Regions from separate parts of the Homo sapiens genome. Here regions 2 and 3 are each linked to region 1. The links are chromatin contacts, found by Hi-C or POLR2A ChIA-PET in ENCODE. All regions are on one chromosome and are shown on one strand. Each heading gives the region's core, a stretch centred on a gene start or an enhancer-like site at or near the end of the contact. The rest is flanking DNA. Distances are from core to core; before and after follow the strand shown. Region 1 has its middle 39 kb from the start of LETR1. Region 2 has its middle 67 kb from the start of LETR1. Region 3 overlaps LETR1 (lymphatic endothelial transcriptional regulator lncRNA 1).

The links. Hi-C counts contacts between places; a loop is a spot of excess contacts on that map. ChIA-PET counts read pairs that join two places held with the same protein, here RNA polymerase II (POLR2A). Pooled maps may share reads with other maps.
Region 2: a loop to region 1 is called in a map of endothelial cell of umbilical vein, with 9 times the contacts of the local background. The contact joins two enhancer-like sites. A Hi-C loop is called at or near these places in 1 of 168 maps with a recorded cell type or tissue (endothelial cell of umbilical vein) and 4 of 50 pooled maps. POLR2A ChIA-PET finds 5 or more read pairs at or near these places in 1 of 52 experiments (AG04450).
Region 3: a pooled map shows a loop between it and region 1 (6-fold over the local background). The contact joins two enhancer-like sites. A Hi-C loop is called at or near these places in 5 of 168 maps with a recorded cell type or tissue (CD4-positive, alpha-beta memory T cell, endothelial cell of umbilical vein, heart left ventricle and 2 more) and 8 of 50 pooled maps. POLR2A ChIA-PET finds 5 or more read pairs at or near these places in 2 of 52 experiments (AG04450 and CD8-positive, alpha-beta T cell).

The regions. Positions count from the first base shown.
Region 1 is chr15:95,363,896-95,367,810 of GRCh38, reverse strand. No RefSeq gene overlaps it. Among named protein-coding and RNA genes, the nearest start is that of LETR1, 39 kb to the right of the region's middle. Within about 2 kb of position 1,980, at least 3 of the 41 ENCODE cell types and tissues checked have a DNase peak (open chromatin) inside an H3K27ac peak, as active enhancers do; they include endothelial cell of umbilical vein, where a contact is called at or near this core.
Region 2 is chr15:95,257,678-95,261,592 of GRCh38, reverse strand. No RefSeq gene overlaps it. Among named protein-coding and RNA genes, the nearest start is that of LETR1, 67 kb to the left of the region's middle. Within about 2 kb of position 1,997, at least 8 of the 41 ENCODE cell types and tissues checked have a DNase peak (open chromatin) inside an H3K27ac peak, as active enhancers do; they include endothelial cell of umbilical vein, where a contact is called at or near this core.
Region 3 is chr15:95,294,739-95,298,653 of GRCh38, reverse strand. All of the region lies in intron 1 of LETR1 (lymphatic endothelial transcriptional regulator lncRNA 1), which reads left to right. Among named protein-coding and RNA genes, the nearest start is that of LETR1, 30 kb to the left of the region's middle. Within about 2 kb of position 1,878, at least 2 of the 41 ENCODE cell types and tissues checked have a DNase peak (open chromatin) inside an H3K27ac peak, as active enhancers do; they include endothelial cell of umbilical vein, where a contact is called at or near this core.

The DNA.
Region 1 (3,915 bases), core at 731-3,230:
CCTTATATATATGTGACTCTTTCTGTATGTGTGTGTGTATATATATGTGTATGTGTGTATACGTGTGTGTGTGTGTGTATACAAACAGAGTGGAGACTGAACAATCTATGTTTAAGACATTATTTTTCTCAATGGAGCTCAAATCCTGTGGAAATGGCATTTTTCTCAAAGCACTCCTAAGCTATGCTTCAATGAGTGACCTAATACAATATGTTCTTCATCAATGCATTTTTAGTACCAGGCCAGCATGCCATGAGATGGGTTGTGTGGTCAAAATATTAGGTTTTTTCATATGCGATCAGACCAGTGGGCTAATGGTTTTGGAATCCTGCCTCTGGCAGTAGCCATTACCTGATGCTTCAGAAGCCAGAAATGAATTTGCACAACCCCAGCCCTTCAGATGTCCCCTGTGGAAAAATAGGAAATTGGCAAGTAGGATCATTTCACGGATGTGCTGAAGCTGTCATTCCTAGAAATCTTTGGCTTCAGCTCCGTGCCGGGTAAGTTCACCTGCGAATGCAGTATGAACTGTTCCCATTTGTGAATTGCTCATATTCTAGAAAGATGAAGAGCCCTGTGTTCATTCTTAGTCTTCCTAGCCTTTGGCTATTGAAAAGCCTCCTAAATACCATGTTCTGATAATGTTGGAGTTGAATGTGTAAACCCCTCTGGTGTGACTGAAACATTGAGTTGTCACAATGTTAAGGAAGGGTCAATGAAGGAAATTAAATGATTTCAGCTCAGCATTCTTTTTTGCTTTGTTTTTTCGTAGTTGTTTAATATTTAGCTGTGTAGCTGCAGAAGAAAAAATAAATGAAAAACAGAGAAACAAGTGTATTCGTTTTGTGATTCTACTATTCCCTAAAAACTTAAGCAAGATACTCATGAGGTTGTAAGTGAATGGTTTGTCTAGTATAAATTCACTCTGACATCTCATCGTACTTGGTCCTAATACAGAAAATTCACAAATCTAGTCCACGGCCCACAAACATTTTCAAAGACGTCTTTTAATTTTACTTAAAATTTTCATAATTGTCATATTGCTTTCAAAGACAAATAAACTTTAAGGATAAAATATATCTATTTTCATCCCAGTTCTGTGCCATCCTGTGTTTTAATAACCACCCTAATTTAGTATTAACTAAGAGCTTCCTGTGTGACAGAAGATTCTTACTCTATCTACATTAGGCTTTTTCTAAATGACTAAAGTTTCTGAAATATTCAACGCAATCTACCATTTAAAAATTTGATAACATCTTCATTAGCATTTGGGTGCACCCTAAACTATTTCTACCAAACAGAAGTGCAGCGTTTTAGAAGAGCCTCACGGACTAGCTACATATATTTTTTGAATGTTAAAATTCTTTCTTTCCTCCTCTTTTGATCATTTTTCTGAAGTGGATTGTCTCTCCTCTCACCATTTGTCATTAGAGGCGTGTAATTTCATGACCCCTTTCTTCTCGCTACTTCCTCTAAACAAAAGGACACAATAAATAAACACAGGAGATAAGACAGTCTCTTCCCCCCAGCCTACCCCCTTCCTTTGAGTCTTTTGAGCAGCCAGAACCACTTTAGTCCTTCAAATATTGTCCTGAATTAGTATCCACACTGATGCAGTGAGGCTAGAGTACATGATAATAATAAATACCAAATGGAAGTGTAACTGTAATATGTGTATTGATATATATTTTTTCTAGTAGTTTTGGCTAACCTATCTTGCTGACTGTACTGATGAAGGTTGCGGGTAATTGTGTACGCGTTTCTGTGAAAGATAAATGACTTTCCTTCCCAAGGACGCTTGGCCAGGCCTTAATCCTGAGTGCCTGTGTGTGTGTGTGTGTGTGTGTGAGCGTGTGTGTGTGTGTGTGTGTAACTGTTTTCTGAAGGCCTGACAAGGCATCTTGATCATTTCCTCATTTTGAGGCCTACCCACAGCCTCGCACACGGCCCCCCTCTCTGAAATGTTATTATTCTGTCGTGAGGCCTTCTTCAGCCAGGATGTTACTTCATTTCCACCTTTTGTCTCTGCCTGAATGTGAATGATGCTCTTTCAGCAATATACAGCCGCTTAAACTCCCTGCTGCTGCCTTACATAAATATACAACACCCGTCTCGCCCTATAACTCACTTCAGGCCTGGAAAAATAGTGACTTCCTTTATTGGTCAGATTCTCTAGCAATTCCCAACAGCTGTATGTTCTCACCTCAGAGGATCCTTATCTTCAAGTTTCCATTTGTCTCAGCACTATTCCAGTGGATTGCCAATAAAAATGATTCCCATTTTTATAACCCCTGAGAACGCAGGAGCCAGCTTTCTAGAGAAACTGATGTACCCCCCGCCCCCAAACACACAAATAAACAAACAAACCAAACCTCCAGACAACTTAACAAAAAGGGCTATTTTGTCTTCTGGAGAGATGACCTTAGAACTGAGTACATAGGGAATTCAGTAAAACGTGAAGTGTTGTCTCGGAACACATTAATTACATTCATGAAAATCCATGTTTATTTTCTTCCTTGAGATAATACATGGAGAGATATGGCATATAATCATTAAGAGAACACGTGTTCATAGATATCTAAAAGGAATATCACGTTCATATTAGTTGACTGTATCTTTGTTAATAAGTTTAATCACTTCTCTGTGCTTCTGAATTCTGGGCAACTTTAAAATGTGGCTGGGTTCTACTGAACTTATTTTTTAAAGAAAATGATGTAGGGAAAAAAAGAAAAGCACTTCCGAAAAATTGAAGTTGCTATGTAATTGTCAGGTGCTATAATAAATAAAGGCACTTTATTTGGGTATTGATGCCAGTTACACGTGGACATTAGTTTGCGCTCTACTGCTACTTACTGCTGCAGAATTTGGGAAAACGCGCTATGTCAAGCTCAGCCTCAGTTGTCCCATCTGCCAAATGGGAGCTAAACACCTCCCTTTTAATATGTTTTTAAATTTAAGAAAGAGAATATACACTAAAGAGTAAACGCCAAAGTGCTCTACAAATGGTATAGCTCAAGTTACTTTTTCCCCTCCATAACAAAGCTGTGGTGACTACAGGCAATTTTTAAAGAAAAATGGAAGGAGTAGGGGCATGGAATGAAGAAAATGAGTATTTTTTTTAAGCTACTGCGTACTCAACAAGAGGGCAAGAGTGTTCAATACTAATGTGTCAAGGCTACACTTTTTTTAAGGTGCAAATTCAAGGAACAGGGAAATATGTCAGGTTAAAATCAGTAATACTCATCTACTTTATGACTTTACAACTCTCCATAGGAGAAAGAAAGACGGTTACTGCCATATAGCGTGTATTAGCAGAAGGGCTTGCTGGGGAGTTTTATTGCCAGGTGGAAACTGACAATTGTTACCATCTTATGCAAAACTTTGGCTCTGGGAGTTGTTTTCCCTTTCTGCCTCCTCTGTCCAACATCCCCCCCAAAGCATGAATGATGATTTCAGAAGTCACCTGGCTGTGATCAACACATCAAATCTGCCCCCAAAGACAGTTCCCAAATAAACTAACATGATCTTTCTGGCATTTATGCTGAATATGGCCTAGAAATGAGCAGTGTTTTCATTCCTACTCTCTCTCCTTGGAGGTATGTGCAGAGGTAGCTTTTTATAAATTCTCCTCCATACTTTCAACTCGGACCAAAATGTCCAAAACTGTCCCTCTGAATGGGAAATGATTGTAATCTTATAGCCAACATCATTAAAGGCAGCCCAGAGTCTTCTATTGCCCATTACCTCAAACAGCTGTGGGTAGAACTTAACATTATGTTAGGGTCAAATGTTCCCTTGTCAGTGGGGAAATTTTTCTGCTCTAAATGAAATGTTACAAAATACATTTCCCCCCACAAAGCTCTGAACTTGGAGCTGTTTTATTTATCTGACCATTCTGAGTACTGTAAAACATGT
Region 2 (3,915 bases), core at 748-3,247, 110 kb after region 1:
AGATGTGTGGTTGGAAATTAGCTGTTTGGGGGGTATTTTTAATGAGATAGTTCTTTATTATTTTTTCTAGAATAAATTCCCCTTCTTTAGTTAGCCTTGATAAAACAGTGTCCAAGGTAAGTCTTGGAATCTCATCAGAAATCTCAAATGATTATTTTAGCTCTTTCAACTTTCTCCTCTTCAAAGCCATTAAACAAAGCAACTAATGAGTAAATATATAGGATGGCTTAAGATTTATTTCTTTCTCCACGGTTTATTCAGAAGTAATAAAATATTAGCAAAGGTAGCCAAGGCGGCTCATGCCAGTAATCCCAGTACTTTGGGAGTCTGAAGTTAGAAGATCACTTGAGGCCAGCAGTTCAAGACCAGCCTGGGTAACATAATGAGACCCCCATCTCTACAAAAATAAAATAAAGTAAATTCGCTGTGTGTATTGGCGTGTGCCTCTAGTTTGAGGTACTTGGGAGGCTGAGATAGAAGAATTGTTTGGGCTCCGTAATTCGAGGCTGCTGCAGTGAGCTATGATTGCATCACTGCACTTCAGCTTGAGTGACAGAGCAAAACCTTACCTTCAAAAAAAAAGGCAGAAAATAGTAAAGTTAAAGAAAAAAATGTTAATAGCCAAATCCCGGGTTGATTTTCATAGATTGAAAACTCAATTTTAGAGGAAAAGAAGGGTCAACTGAATCTTCTGTGTGTCAGGTGCTCACTTAATCTTCCCAATGGAGTCAGTACCTATGAAGTACAAATGAGGTGCCAGAAAGCTGCTATGTTCCAGAACCAAGTCTTTTCTTTGAAAGACTAAATTCTCTGCTTTGTCCCTGCTGCTTTGAGAGTTTGGTTACGTATATGATAAGGCCGTGTAATAATCTTGACATCTATGACTTCTATTTGAAGAACACAACTATGCATCTTTTCTGCATCCTAATAGAAGCAGACCTATTCAGAGACAAGAGTCTTTGTGCATAGTTTCAACTTTCATGCACTTTAGTCACCTGTTTTTTTTTTTTTTTTTAAGGCAGATTTTGACTCCAAAAGTCCAGGATGGGGCCTGAGGTTCTGCATGTCTAACAATTTCCCAGCTGATGCCAAAGCTGCTGATCAGAGTCTACACCTTAAGAAGTAAGGACTGTCAGAGAGCAGTGAGCTGAAGTGCCAGGGTAGAGACTTGGGATAAGGGGCCAAAAGGACTGGCTTCTGTCAAAGTTAAAACTTGGCGCCCCTAGGGAAATTCCTTCAGTGGATTGTGGAGCCATTTGCAAAACAAGGGCTAGTGTAGTCCTCTGGTTGGCTTTTTCACCAGCAGGCTTGAGGTTCTCTACCCATACACAGCTCTCCTGAAGTCCACCGCTGTTTTGTTTGGACAGGCTGGTCTCAAGTCTGAGCTTGCACACAAAGAGCTTATCACCAACACTGGCCTTTCTCTGGCAGCTGTTTTCCTTCCGAGTCCCAGGGCTCTAGTCTGAGGGCAGGAAAAAGGCTTGCTGGAGAAAGAAGGGGTGCTATCAGCAAGCTGTGGTAGATGCCTGGCTTCAAGACCTTGCGGGGGAGTACCTCTCCCACACATACCTCCTTACACACACCCCAAAGATCAGCTTCTCCACTATGTCCTTGCCCTAGAATAAGTATGAAATAAGCAGTTTGATAAATCTATCGGTTTTGTCCATAAAAGCTGGCGAAGAAGCAGAGACTAAATTACTTCCTATAATAAAACAAGGAATTTCTATAAATTACAAGGACTGAATGTCAAGTCCTACAGAAAAACCTGCTCATGGGCATATGTGTCCGTGATGGAACAACACATATCCCACCAGCATGAGGTCAGGCATATGAAATCAGTATGAGGTATATGAGTGCCACATCTAGGAGAACTGATAAAAATCAGAGTCGTTGTCAGCTGTGTAAATTGAGAGGAAAAGGCGCCTTCAGCGACTTCCTTTGGGGAAGGCTTGTTTTGTGCTGGTGAACTGCTCCCCCTGGTGGATCAGAAATCGTCATGGTCGGGATTCCATTCTGAAGGGAGCAAACATGCTCTGGAGAAAACTGGGCAGTTGCAGGTATAGAGATATCCTCCCAAAAAAAGCTAATTTCTGAGCCCCCAGAAATACATTGAATACCTTCTGGGACCCTAACTGAGTCTTAGTGTGGCCATGATGTGAATTGCAAAGTTTGTCTTCCCACATTATTGGAGTTGTCTTGTGTATTCTCATTATTATGGTTGTTTCAAAATTGTGGCTGTATATTGATTTGAGAGATACGGAAAAGTCTTAAGTCCTGTATTTTATTTTATTTCCACTTTAAAAGCAATTCTGGATATTTACAAGGGGAAAAAGACCAACAGCGAGGAGAACATTTTTCTGTGAAATCATTTGTTTCCCTTACTGTCTACTTTTAACTGCTCTCTCTGAGGTGGTCATGTCGATTGTGATTAATTTATGCCTGGGCCTCTTGTTCTACTTCCCTCAACCTAAAAATAAGTTTTGTGATTTTCTCAGGATGAAATTTCTACTTTCATTATTTATGTCAGTGCCAATAGAGATAGTTTATGTTGTTGTTTTCATTAAAGAGATTTTTTGTATGCCCTGCCATGCACAAAGAGGAGATTTTGCAGGTCAGGCAGAGATGAAAATCTCTGACAACACTCTTACTCTTTCGAACATTCTGCAATGAGGATTGCAGCTTCAGTCCAAACAGTGTATAAGCTAAATAAGGAAGTGTTTTAAATATTTATTTAACAAGACATATTTTAAATAACCTACATATGTAAATAGAGTTCTTAGCCTGTACATTATTGCCAGGTCGATTCTCATGTTCTGATATATAATTAATTACTGGTTTATTCCTCTGTAAACCGAAGCAGGGAATAATTCCGTGATGCCAGGTCACTGATGTCAGCAAAATGTAATACCCTTTGTCAGTGGGATCTGTGCAGGAGAAATTGAGACTGTAAAATCTGTGATGGTGGGTGCCAAAAGGTGTCCAAAAAACAAGTTCCTATCTCCATTTTAGTTGTTTTCTCCTGATGTGTAGACTTTTTCTCTATGTTACCTAAGTGGGATTAGAATGCACATTTTTTATGTTAATGCAAACTCAGAATGCCTATGCAGTCTAAACTATGCATTTTATAAGTCACCTAAAGTGTCATCTAAAGTAAATGCATATCATGACCATTTTAAGCAGCACTATTATATTTAGAAACAATAACAACACAAATATCAATCATTTTGGTAATTCTTGATCATTGAAAAAATGAATTTTTAAATGTTTAAGCAAAATCCACAAGTCATTTTTAACTTTTTGAGAGAAAAATATGGCGATATGTATGTATATATATATAATTTTGTTTTCACTTAAATGAGCACCTGTCTTTCAAATTACTCTACTAAAAACTTCTAAAGGGCAAAAATTCTGAACATCAAATTTGTCAAGGGTATAGATAGCCCTAGGAAAGAAAAAAGCAGGCAAAAATGTGGCACCTTTTCTCCTTAGACTTCATTTCTGATGATGTAAAATAAGTAATCATCTCCAATACCTTAGCACTTTGCTCGTTTGGGTCAGTGGTGCAACAAGCATATTTCATTTAAACATAGCACATGTCAGTTACCAAAAACCCAACTCAAAGTTTTTATTCCAAGCTCTCTGAATTAGCTCCTCAACTAAATTCTAGCTAGTGGATTAATGACATAAAATATCTTGGCTCATGGCCACAACATCCGGGAAATTTAGTGTGGAAAATCATGTAAAATGATTGGTTTATGCCATCATAACATACCAACCTATTGGTCATGTCACCTTTTAACCATCATCTACTTGTTTTGCCACGCTTAAAAATGTTCTATATTAAATCCATAATAGATCTTTTTGCTATTCTTGCGGGGCACTTTTGGCTCATGACTGTAATCCCAGCACTTTGGG
Region 3 (3,915 bases), core at 629-3,128, 69 kb after region 1:
CCCATTTTACCAATGAGGAAATCTGAATCTTGGAAAGAATACCTTGTGCCCAAGGTCACAAAGTCAAGAAGGAGAGACACACAATTTGCATCCAGGTCTGTCTGCTTGCCAAACCTAGAGTTTTTCTGCTTTTCTCACCCAAAATTAACAATGCCATTGGAACCACTATAGAAAATTTTAAATGAAGACTAAAATCCTTTCTGCAGTCTCTCAAACCAAAAAGACAACTTCAGTTCAGTTCACCAAACTCTACCTGGCGCATATATATATATATATATATATATATATATATATATATATATATTTTTTTTTTTTTTTTTTTTTTAAACAGGCAAGTAATAAAATCTTGAGATATTACCAAATCAGTGAAAAATATGAGTACTTCAAAACTCCTTTCTCTCAGAACTCACTTTGAGGCAGAGCCTTTTACTACACTTTGTTAGGGAAAAGAAGGGAGAAAAGTAATGATTGAACTTATTTCTGGCCAGATATTTTACATATATCCTTTTATATTCTTCTCACACCCAGACAGTTTGATCACTTTTCACTTCAGAAGAGATCAGAGAGATAAGTAACTTACTCAAGGTCACAGAATCCACAGATCTGGGACGCCAACTCAAGTTCTTTTAGAATCCAGTTTGGGGCAATCTCTTCCAGCACAGAGTTTCTCAACCTTGGCACTATTGACATTTTGGGCCAGATCATTCTTCGTTGCATGAGGGCAGAGCTGGGGATGGGAATGGAGGTACCATCTGTGCATTGTAGGGTATTTAAGAGCATCTGGTGTTTCTCAGGTGCCAGTGGCACCCCCCAACACCACCACCAAATTGTGAGATGTAAAAATAACTTTATACGTTTCCAGACACTGCAAAATGTCTTTTAGAGGGGAAAAAAACACCCCTAGTTCTAGTATTTGCATATATCCAAATTGTTCCATGACAAGAAAAATAGTTAAGTGAGTTGATACTTGAAATAGATTATACTTCGGGCAATTTTTATTATAATTGTTTTTCGGGTACGTTGGAGATTTTGAACAATAAAACCAGAATTTTAAGAGGCCTGTAAACACAACAGCCTCTTCAATGAACAATCATACCTGCATATCTTCTAAAGTGAGGGATAAAAATATAGTGGCTGTAGTAGATTTGTGATTAGTTTAAATCGGAGAGGATTTTGGGAAAGCTCAGACTCCATTTTTCTAGTTATCTATCCAAACCCAACGGAAGAGGGCTTTTTATAATTAATCTAGTTAGATCCAAAAGCATTGAATATAGGCAGTATTTGAAGCAATTTTGAAATACATTTCTCACTTTGGGGTTGAGACATGGGTCACCAAACAGGCATTTATTTGGAAAGGCCACAGCAGCTGAGCCTATAAAAAGAGATCACAACTGCTTGGCCTTAGGAGATAGACAGTGTTTAAGAAGACTCATAGCTCACAATATGGTAAGTGGCTGCTTCCTACTACAAATGAGATGGATGTTTGCAAAGAAAAAGGAATGATGACCCATAGCTGAAGTGAAAAAAAAACAAAAACAAAAAACCAGGAGCAAATAAAGTGTTGCCTTCAGAATTTTGCAAAAAAACATCTGCTCTCCCCAGGTTACACCCAGTTGCCCAACTGGTACCTGCTCTCTGCTCCGCCAACCTAAGTGAGCCGGAACAGCTGCCTTTATCTTGGCAGAGACTTTAGAGGGGCTGTTCTGCCTGTGCAGTCTTTAAGCATTTCATATCTCTGTGTGGCTGGCCATGTCTGTATCAGGCAGTGCTCTGACAATAAAGAGCCATTCAAGTTTCCCTCTGTGACCTGATCCCATCAACACTCTGATACTGGAAAAATGCCATAAATACTGTTCACTCATTTTGTAGCCTGGAATAAAAGGTCTTTACAGGAAGTTATTATCAACGGTCTGTAAAGAAAGGGGTCAGAGCTTTGCTTCCTCCCTTAGTCGTGGGAGTCACCCCAGCCAAGTTGGGACAGGTGAAGAGGCTGCAGAGAGAAAGCCCTACCCGGCCTGGGGGGGCACCTTGGGTTCTCCCCATCCCCGCCCCAAATGACACCACCAAGATGACTCCATCATCATTACAGCCTGCGGAAACTGTACCTGTGGGAGATCCAAGAAAGGGGACAAAGCGGAGAGGAGGTCAGATGCAGAATGCAGAGATATGCCACACGACATCCTTCAAATCCAGAGCTGCAAACCTCAAAGCTCCTCTCCCTGGGAAGAGTGACTGCTTTCCCTCCCCCAGGAACTGTCCAGCCCCACCCGCTGGGCTCCCACCCCAGCCTCAGGACTCTCATTCTGTAAACTTGGTTGCTGAAGAAAAGTTAACTTGGCACTCATCTTAAGTATTGACTATCTGTCTTGAGGGTGAGGGCTGTAAATTCTCTCTCCTAAGATCCAAGTCGATTTGTTATCAAATCAGGCATTGAGAAGCTGATTCATTGCTATTCAGCGCTATGCTGATTTATATGCAGAATGTAAAACAGATGCCTTATGTGATACATATTTATGGTGAGTGCTGTTCTAGGAAGATTTATTACGGATTCCTTTGTCGGGGTTTGCATGAGCAGAGCCATGATGACTTGTATTTCCTCTCAGCTGCCAATGCCAAACTCATTAAAAAGAGGTGTGACTATTAATATACATTGTAATACTGACAGGCTCTAATTTATAACACCCTGGCTGGTTGGAGCATTCTCCTGACTTGAGAGGTGGTTTCTGCATTTCTTTCTCTGTTGCTAAATGGTACAAATAGAGATGTATATTCTCTCTTGCCCCCTCTCTCCTATTTCTCTCTCCCCTTGCTCTTGCTCTCCCTTTCTCTCATCCCTTTGTCTTTTCCAGTCGTCTAAGTGAACTCACAATCTGCTGAAAAAGCCAAGTACTGCACTACGGAGATCTTTTTTTTTTTTTTTCCTTCCAGGTCAAATATGCCAGGGGTTTATAACAGTGTAGAGCTGCGCTTTAATGCCCGTAAACACATGTTAACGGTGTTATTCTCCATGCTGGCACGCTGTCTCTCTAGGCTGAATTAGCAAAGAAGAAGTTTGGAGCAGGCCATGTCAAGCGTCTTGGCAGTGGCCGTGTCTGACATGAGGCTCCAGAGTTGAAGAACATATGTTGCCCGGTACAAGGAAATCTGAAATCCACTGCCCAGAGGGCAGCATTGGGGAGAGACGCATGACTAAGAACAGGAATCCACAGCAGATGGGGGCAGTTAATCAGGTGAAGGATGAAGGGAAATGGATTGTTACCTGGAAGAGCTGGCAAAGGAGCCTGGGGCTGATTAGAAACCCCTCTCTTGGGAAGAGGTTTGACCAGGGCTCTTGGAAGGCATCAGAGGAATGACGTAAGACAAACAGTGTGCAGGAAAATCACTGTTTATTCCATCCTAAATTTGAAAAAAACTAGTTCCTAGACAGAAAAATATCAGTGCACATAGCAAGAGTTTTTATTTGAGTGTTGGGAGCCCCCAAAAAGCACCTTTGAGAGAGGATGTGGAAAGTCACCGTCTATAAATGTGTTTTTAGTGAATTCACGAAGGATGTTTTGGCTAAAATTGATTTCTGTGAAATCTTAAAAAGCTGAACAGACAGAAACAAACAAGCGAGCCTCCATCTTTCCACGTGAGGCAAGCCAGCAGGGATGGACCATGAGGCACTTCTCTGGGTACAGAATTTAAGGAAGCACCAAAAATCTTAGTAATCAAGAGAAAGAATATTAGAATGAAATATACTGAAAAATCAAAATGAGTGCAAACAATCCATGACAAAAAAAATATCAAAGTTCAGGCCGGGCATAGTTGCTCACGCCTGCAATCCCAGCACTGTGGGAGGCCAAAGTGGGAAGATCATCTGAGGTCAGGAGTTTGAGACCAGCCTGGCCATCATGGTGAAACCCTGTCTCTACT